Regions from separate parts of the Homo sapiens genome. Here region 2 is linked to region 1. A link is an interaction called in ENCODE POLR2A ChIA-PET data of the cell type or tissue named here. Cell type or tissue: HepG2. All regions are shown on one strand. Links, peaks and the distances in the headings refer to the core of each region. The heading gives the core; the rest is flanking DNA.

What was found. ChIA-PET counts read pairs that join two places held together with the same protein. Peaks named below come from ENCODE experiments on the same cell type or tissue, not always from the same donor. Only the 100,000 strongest peaks of a DNase experiment are listed, where the experiment ranks them.
Region 2: POLR2A ChIA-PET joins it to region 1 with 5 read pairs; 3 of 35 experiments call an interaction of 5 or more read pairs at or near these places.

The regions. Positions count from the first base shown.
Region 1 is chr20:2,473,718-2,478,111 of GRCh38, forward strand. No RefSeq gene overlaps it. Among named protein-coding and RNA genes, the nearest start is that of SNRPB, 5.1 kb to the left of the region's middle. In HepG2, for the core only: a CTCF peak has its summit at 3,179 (motif pointing left); DNase peaks (open chromatin) are centred at 2,444 and 3,174.
Region 2 is chr20:2,614,494-2,618,887 of GRCh38, forward strand. It overlaps TMC2 (transmembrane channel like 2), which reads left to right. Exons shown (of 20, transcript NM_080751.3): 15 at 1,644-1,711; 16 at 2,579-2,818. LOC105372505 (a long non-coding RNA gene) reads right to left here. Exons shown (of 5, transcript XR_007067502.1): 4 at 4,013-4,092. Among named protein-coding and RNA genes, the nearest start is that of NOP56, 36 kb to the right of the region's middle. In HepG2, for the core only: no CTCF peak of the experiment used is centred there; no DNase peak of the experiment used is centred there; H3K27me3 peaks cover 1,270 bases.

The sequences.
Region 1 (4,394 bases), core at 1-4,000:
TGGCGTATGAGGGTTCTGATTTCTCCACATCTTCACCCATATTTGTTATTATCTGACTTTTTGATTCAAGCCATCTTAATGTGAAGTGCTATCAATTTCATCGTGGTTTTGATTTGCATTTCCCTCATGACTAATGATGTTGAACATCTTTTCATGTGCTTGTTGGCCATTTATATATCATCCTTGGAGAAATGCCCATTCAGATCCTTTTCTCATTTTTTAATTGGACCATTTGACTTTTATTATTGAGTTGTAAGAATTCTTTCTACATTACAGATACAAGTTCCTTGTCAGATATATGATTTATACAGGTTTTCTCCCATTCTGTGAGTTTTTTTTTTTTTTTTTTTTTTTGAGACAGAGTCTCACCCCATCACCCAGGCTGCAGTGCAGTGGTGCGATCACAGCTCACTGCAGCCTGACCTCCAATGCTCAAGCGATTCTCCCACCTCAGCCTTCCGAGTAGCTGGGACTACAGATGCATGCCACCACGGTGGCTAATTTTTGTTATTTTTTTTTTTTTTTGTAGAGACAGGGTTTCACCACGTTGCCCAAGCTGGATTCAAGCAATCCACCCACTTCAGCCTCCCAAACTGCTGGGATTACGGGCATGAGCCACCATGCCTGGCCTTTTCACTTTCTTGGTAATATCCTGTACAAAAGTTTTTTAATTTGGATGAAGTCTAATTTATCTTTTTGTTGTTGTTGTTGCTCATGTTTTTGGTGCAATAAGAAAAATCTTTTCTGCCAAATCTAAGATTATGAAGATTTACCCCTTTGTTTTCTTCTAATAGTTTTATAGTTTTAGCTCTTACATTTAGATTTTTGATATATTTTTAGTTCATATTTTATATATGGTATAAGGTAGGGTCAAACTGTATTCTTTTCTAAGTAGATATACAGTTAGCTCAGCATCATTTGTTAAAAAGACTCTTCTTTCCCCCACTGAATAATCTTGGCACCCTAGTGGAAAATCATTTGACCATTGACACATGGTTTTATTTCTGGACTTCCAATTCTATTCCTTTGATCTATATGAAGTCAGAAAAAGTGTGAATCCTCCTCCTTTTTCTTTTTCAAGGTTGTTTTGGCTATTCTAGATGCCTTGCAACTCAATTAGTTTGCCAATCTACAAATAAGGGAAAAGAGGTCATGAATTCAGAGCCGGGGATTAAACAGGCAATTCATCTGGTATTTACTTGATAAAATGGTCCCAAGTTTCAGTCTAGATCAGGGGCGGGCAAACTTTTTTAAAATATGTATAAGACTGGTTAGTTTCCAATATTTTTTTTGTTAAGGGCAGAGAGCATTTTAGGGCTATCGAGCCATTTGGTCTCTGTTGCAATTACTCAACTTTACCATGTACCATGGAAGCAGCTATACTCAATACCTAGCAAATGAGTGTGGCTGGGTTCCAATAAAATGTTATTTATGGATACAAATAGATGTCACAAAATATTATTATCCTTTAAATTCTTTGCGACCATTTAAAATGTAAAGACCATTTACATTTTGTGTAAATGTAAATGTAAAGACCATTTACATTTTGTGTGGCTCAAGGCCACACAAAAACATGTGATCAGCAAGGATTGGCATTTAGGCTGTAGTTTGCCAACCTCTGATGTAGACCATTAGATTTCTGTGTCTAGATTCAGGGTCACAGCCCCAGCTGAGTATTCATAATTAATAGTTTTGACTTGCATTATTTATTTGGCTTATCTCTGGGCTCACCAAATATATGCAGTCAAAATTCATGTCTTTTCCCTCATTTTAAAAACACACACATATACCTTCACACTTGTATCAATCTACGTTCGACAGGGAGACAGAAACCATACAGTAATTTAAATTAAAGAATTATTTTGCCAGGGATGGTGGCTCATGCCTTTAATCCCAGCACTTTGGGAGGCTGAGGCAGGCGGATCACCTGAGGTCAGGAGTTCAAGGCCAGCCTGGCAACATGGTGAAACCCCATCTCTAAAAATACAAAAATTAGCCGGCTGTGGTGGCGGGTGCCTATAATCCCAGCTACTCAGGAGGCTGAGGCAGGGAGAAATGCTTGAACCAGGGAGGTGGATGTTGCCGTGAGCTGAGATCGTGCCATTGCACTCCAGCCTGGGCAACAAAGCAAGACTCGATCCCCACCCCCCAAAAAAATTATTTTCCAAAGATAAATGTAAATACAAAAAGAAAATCCTACAGCTGAGGGGGATTACCCAAGGATAAACTTGGAAGGAGGGTTCCCTCCCCAAGGCTAGGGTTCAGTCCTTCTTGGAGTTGTGGTTGCAGCCTACTGGATAGCAGAAAAGTTTGAGGGGGAAGGTTGTGCAGGCCAGAGTTGGTCCACAGTCACTAAGCAAGCAGAAATAACCCTCTGGGGCACAAGCAAGCCAAAGCTGGCAAATAGTACACAGAGGGAATTGGGAATACAGAGAGAGCTGGGGTGTTGATGTTGACACAAGGCCTGGATCACATGGTGTCTGTGTGGGGAAGGCCTAAGGAAACAACAGGAGCCAAGGTTAATGGGCGGATGAGCGGAGGCGGCCAAGGCGCTGCTGTGGGCACTGCTGGAAATGGAGGCTGGAGAGCTGCAAGAACCTAGTACTCTTCTGTGCACAGCTTGGGCTGGGAGACCCAACAGTGGCTACTGGGGCCCTAGTGTGCATGCACTAGAGCTGGGGAGAGGGTCAGTGTGGGCTGGGGAGGCTCAAGCCTCCGCACAGGAGGAGGTCAGGTGGTCTGCTTGCTAGACGGCCAGTCCCGTGGGGCCCCCAGCATTTGTACCAGTGAGGCTGCAGAGAGGGTATGGCAGTGGCCTGGGCTGGGGCACAGGCCTGTGCTGTTTAGGCTCCCAACTGAGCCACCAGTGCCTGAGTGGAGAGCTGGACAAAACATACTCCTATGGTGGCCAATTGGTAGAAAAAGCTGTGTCCTGCAGGCATTTAGCACGGGAGAAAACTTCACTGGCCATGGAGTAGAGTAAAAATGGGTACTCTCACAGAGGTTGCAGTGAGCCAAGATCACGCCATTGCACTCCAGCCTGGGCAACAAGAGCAAAACTCTATCTTAAAAAAAAAAAAAATAGAAAAGAAAAAAAACAGGTACTCTCCAGGACCTGGTGAAAGAGCCACCTGACCCAAGAAAGAGGACCCTTCTCCCTGCAGTGTTGCTCTGGTGCCCTCTACTGATAAACCTTATGCCAGCTGGCAAAGGAAACACGTAAAGGGCCCAGATCCATTTTCACAGACCAGGCAACACAAGAATTTGAAGCTCAAACAATAAGTTGATAATTGGCACAATTTCACATACACACACAGACGTACTCTACCACATAGAAAGGCACAATCCTGGACGCAGATGGGAAAAAGAGGACACCCAGTTTGACTTACCCTCTAGAGAAGAAACTATTCTTATGGTAAACACAGATAAGAGGGGTGTTGACTTTCTGCTTGGATTCCTGGAGTGGTGAGAACTTTTTCTCTTTTGCAAATGTGTCTACTGTTCGAAAGCTGTGTTTGTGAGAGTCCTCTTTTACATTCTTGCCTGTCTTCTACATTCAGGCAATCACCAAGTGCTTTGGAGACAAACCCTATGAAGTCTATCTTCTCTTTCAGTCCACTCTGCTGTTGCCATAGCTTGTTATAAATTTTGCCTGGACAACTGCAATACTTCTGACTTCCCAGATTTTTACTGGTCTCAGTGCTGTTTATCACACTTCCTTTCATTCTCTTAAGTTTCCTCTCGGATTCTCTGCAATATCTCTTCTAGATCTCCAGCCCCATATGAAATTCCTTTGTCAATATATTCAGCAGAAAATCTGATTGGAAATGTTTTCATATTCTTACTAGCTATGTCAAGTGTACCTCCAATACTGCACAATTTATTTACTCAAAGATTTTTACAGGTTGAGCCTTTCTCTCAAGACAGGTGACCAGATGCAGTGGCTCATGCCTGTAATCCTAACACTTTAGAAGGCCAAGGTGGGAGAATTGCTTGAGCCCAGGAGCTTAAGACCACCTGGGTAACATAGTAAAACCTTGTCTCCATTAAAAAAAAAAAGACAAGCCACTTTTAGTGGCCGTGACTTAGGAGAAGGTACAGGCCCTTCTTCTTTAACCTAGGTTACAGGTTACTAGAACAGACACAGAAGAGAGGAAGCTAAGACAAAAACGATTTTAAGTAGCATTAAAATTTACAAAACTCAGCTCTCTTTCTGCCAGCCAAAAAATCGCTTTCTAGTTCCCAAAGGAATTGGAAAGCAGGGAAGAGGTAAGAACTGATGGCTGGCAGCAGTAAGGGCGCTGCTGAGCAACTGCTCTACCTGAGAGTGGGCCGAGCTGGGGAAGCTGGACTCGGCCTTGGGGTCTGCATCAGTAGCAGATAGAGCATCACCT
Region 2 (4,394 bases), core at 147-4,146, 140 kb after region 1:
ACTCAGGAGGCTAAGGCAGGAGGATCCCTTGATCCCTTGATCACACCACTGCATTCCTGCCTAGGCGACATAGTGAGGCCCTGTCTCAAAAAGTATATAAAGAAAAAATAAAAAGATGAATAAAAGGAACTAGACTTACCATAATACTAAAACATATGATAAAGCTATAATAACTAAAACTGGTACTAGAAAATAGACCAACATGTCAATGGAACAGAATAGAAAGTCCAGAAATAGATACTATCTACATGGGCCTTTAGTTTATGATAAAGGGAGACTTTCAAACACACTGGGGGGAAAGGATTATATTAAAATATATATAAATTATATAAAAATGTGGGGGATTATATCCCTCATTCATTTCATCTAGATTAATTTTAGGCACATCAAAGTCTTAAACATCAAAAAAATGAAAATATAAATTTCTAAAAGAAAGCATGTACAAACTTAGAATCTTGGAGTGAGGAAGATTTGTCTAAGTAGGACATGAAACCCAGTAGATATGTGTTTTTTTTAACATTTTAAAATATTAAAATTTAAATTCTGGGTGGGGGTGCGGTGGCTCACATTGTAGTCCCAGCACTTTGGGAGGCTGAGGTGGGTGGATCACTTGAGGTCAGGAATTCAAGACCATCCTGGCCAGCATGGTGAAACTCCATCTCTACTAAAAATACAAGAATTAGCTGGGCATGGTGCTGCACACCTGTAATCCCAGCTACTTGGGAGGCTGAGGCAGGAGAATCACTTGAACCAGGAGGCAGAGGTTGCAGTGAGCTGAGATTGTGCCACTGCACTCCAGCCTGGGCAACAGAGCGAGACTCCGTCTCAATAAATAAACATCCAAGACTTCACCCCGTGGACTTAATGTATGCATGTTTCCTTCTTCCATCCATGCATGCTGGCCCTTCCTTTGTCTCTTTCCTAACTTCTCATCTCTCCTTCTTGTGTTCTCATTTCCCTTTATCTCCATTTCTGGAAGACAAATTGGGATGTGGGCTTTAGCATGCTTCATGAGGACCCTCATATCCTCAGTGCTCACAGATTTTATGTTCTTTCAAATATTCGGACAAATCACGAAAACTGCAAATGAGGTAGGCTGAAAATATGAACCAAGCTGGGTGCTTTCCTTTCCGTGAACTGCTCTCAGACTGGAGGAAGAAGAGAAGGAGAAAGAAGAGTTGGAAGGATGATTTGGTTTTTGTTTGTTTTTAAGCTTTCTTTTCTTTTGACTCCTCATTTAATTATTTGCATTTCATTATTTATTAGATTTCTCCTTGATTATAATTTCAGGGTATGTTTCTGATTAAAACGTTGATAAAATGTTCTGTTAGAGGCGAGGGTCTTCCCAAGAACACGCTGTCAGCCTGCAAGGCCTGAAAGATAGAAACTGTCATTTTTTTGTTTACTGAAATAGGCATTTTTAAAGTTTCAGCTTTGAGAATGTCAAATTTTTTGTTTAAAAGTTGAAAACATATTAAAGAAATAGAATGCTAAATCTAAGGTTCTTCTCTAGTTACCAGAGCAGGCTCTTTGGGATGGAATGGCCTTGGCTTGGCCAGTTGGTTGGTAGTAGGGTTTGGCTGAATTCACCAAACGTGCTTTTTTTTTTCTCTCTCTCTCTCGCTCCCTCCCTCCCTCTCTAGCCTTCATATGCTGAGTTTGATATTAGTGGAAATGTGCTGGGTTTGATCTTCAACCAAGGAATGATCTGGTGAGTTATCCATTTCATCTGGTGATCGCCTCATCCAAGGAGTCAAAAAACTGGAATCCCAGACTTTGCAACTTAACTAGTTGGAAGAGGCTAGATAAGTCCTCTTGCCTCTCTGAACTCCCCTCTTTCACATGAAAAATCAAGAGCGGGACTAGATGAGAAGCAGGACAGTTTCTGGCCCACCCATGTGCTACCATAGAAGTAGAGAGAAAGGGAGAGGGGTTGGTGGAGGAGAAAAGGAAAAGGAAGGAAGGCAGGAGAGAAGGAGAAGAGGGAAGAAAAAGGGAAGAAGGAAGAAAGACAAAGGAAAGGGAAAAGGAAGGAGTAAAGAAGAGGAGGAAAAGAGGAGGAAAGGAAAATAAAGAAGGAGGGAGGGAGAAAAGAAGGAAGAGAAGGTGGAAGGTAAATGAACTATGGAACTCCCTCTTCTGAAAAGGGAGTTCAAGGAGGTACATAACTTCAGCCAAAGACTTTCAAGGTGCCAAGGGCTCGCTGCAAGCCACTGTCCAATTCTCTCAATTGAAGGACTTCAAATACTCTTCTGAGCAGCAATGCTGTTTTATGGAAACCGAGGAGAAACAGGCAGGAGACCGTATAATTTGCTAGATGCCTGGGGGCGAGTCAGTGGTAAAATCTTGGCCAGAGCTTAAGCCAGGAATGCTCGGAGTGCCTCCCTCTCCTGAGGACTGCATGGTTCTGGCTTGATGATCGATATTCTGGTTAAATGGGAGGCCCCTTACCTGGGGACTTGCCAGGAAAGCAGCTCGGCCTCATGCCCCTAACCCATCCGTCCCATTTCCTTCTATCACCCTTCCCTCGCCTTCCCTGCTGTCCAGCCAACCAGGTGTTTGGTTTCTGCCATTCCAGGATGGGCTCCTTCTATGCTCCAGGCCTGGTGGGCATTAATGTGCTGCGCCTGCTGACCTCCATGTACTTCCAGTGCTGGGCGGTGATGAGCAGCAACGTACCCCATGAACGCGTGTTCAAAGCCTCCCGATCCAACAACTTCTACATGGGCCTCCTGCTGCTGGTGCTCTTCCTCAGCCTCCTGCCGGTGGCCTACACCATCATGTCCCTCCCACCCTCCTTTGACTGCGGGCCGTTCAGGTGCAGAGTCTCAGTTGCCCGGGAGCACCTCCCCTCCCGAGGCAGTCTGCTCAGAGGGCCTCGGCCCAGAATTCCAGTTCTGGTTTCATGCCAGCCTGTAAAAGGCCATGGAACTTTGGGTGAATCACCGATGCCATTTAAGAGGGTTTTCTGCCAGGATGGAAATGTTAGGTCGTTCTGTGTCTGCGCTGTTCATTTCAGTAGCCACCAGCCACCTGTGGCCGTTGAGTGCTTGAAATGAGGAACTGAGAAAATTAATTTCTCATGTATTTTTCTCATTTATTTATTAATTTTTAACTGATAGTTGTACATATTTGGGGGTACATGTGATATTTGGATACATGTATACAATATATAATGATCAAATCAGGGTAACTGGGATATCCATCACATCAAACATTTATTTTTTATTCTTTTTAGACAGAGTCTCACTCTGTCACCCAGGCTGGAGTGCAGTGGTGCCATCTCAGCTTACTGCAACCTCTGCCTGCCAGGTTCAAGCGATTCTCATGCCTCCACCTCCCAAGTAGCTGGGACTACAGGCATGCACCACAATGCCCAACTAATTTTTGTATTTTTAGTAGAGACGGGGTTTTGCCATGTTGCCCAGGCTGGCCTTGAACTCCTGGCCTCAAACAATCCACTTGCCTCGGCCTCCCAAAGTGTTATGATTACAGGCGTGAGCCACCGTGCCTGGCCTAAACATTTATCTTTTCTTTGTGTTGGGAACTTTGAAATTATACAATGAATTATTGTTAACTGTCATCTCCCTGCTGTGCTATGGAACACTGGGACTTCTTCCCTCTATCTAACTGTATATTTGTACCAGTTAACCAACCGTACTTCATCCCCACTCCTCTCTATCCTTCCCAACCTCTGATCACCTCATTCTACTCTCTACCTCCATGAGATCCACTTTTTTAGCTCCCACATGTGAGTAAGAAAATGCAATATTTGTCTTTCTGTGCCTGGCTTATTTCACTTAACATAATGACTTCCTGTTCCATCCATGTTGCTGCAAATGACAGGATTTCGTTCTTAATTTCAATTAAAATAACCACACATGGCTAATGGCTACCATATTCGACAGCACAGTTCTACCCTTTTAACACATGGATAACTTACTACCTGGGATTACTTTACCATAGGATAAGTAATGGTGGATATTCTGAGGATGAATTACCATACACTTACACGTGCCGTTTAAATGTGAAGCAGCTGCAGTGGACTCTTGACAGACCTCAACTGAGCTCTCTGCTCTCCAGAGCATTGGCCTGGGGGTTCAATACATAAGTCAAGCTAGTTGGGAGACTAGATATTGTATAAAAAGACAAATAATTATGTAAGGAGGTAGATCAAGAGATAATGTGCATCTACTGTTCTCTTTCCAAATGCCTGACCTTCTGAAAACAAAGCCCTCTGCCAACTCCGTAAAGAGAGGTTCTGTGGTTAAAGCAGTTTAGGACGTACTGCCCCTTCTGTCTGCCATTATCTCACTTAGAAATGCTCAATGCACACTCCTTTGTTAAAGGCTCTGAAGAATCATGCAATGAGGTAACACCTGTAAGCTAGTGTC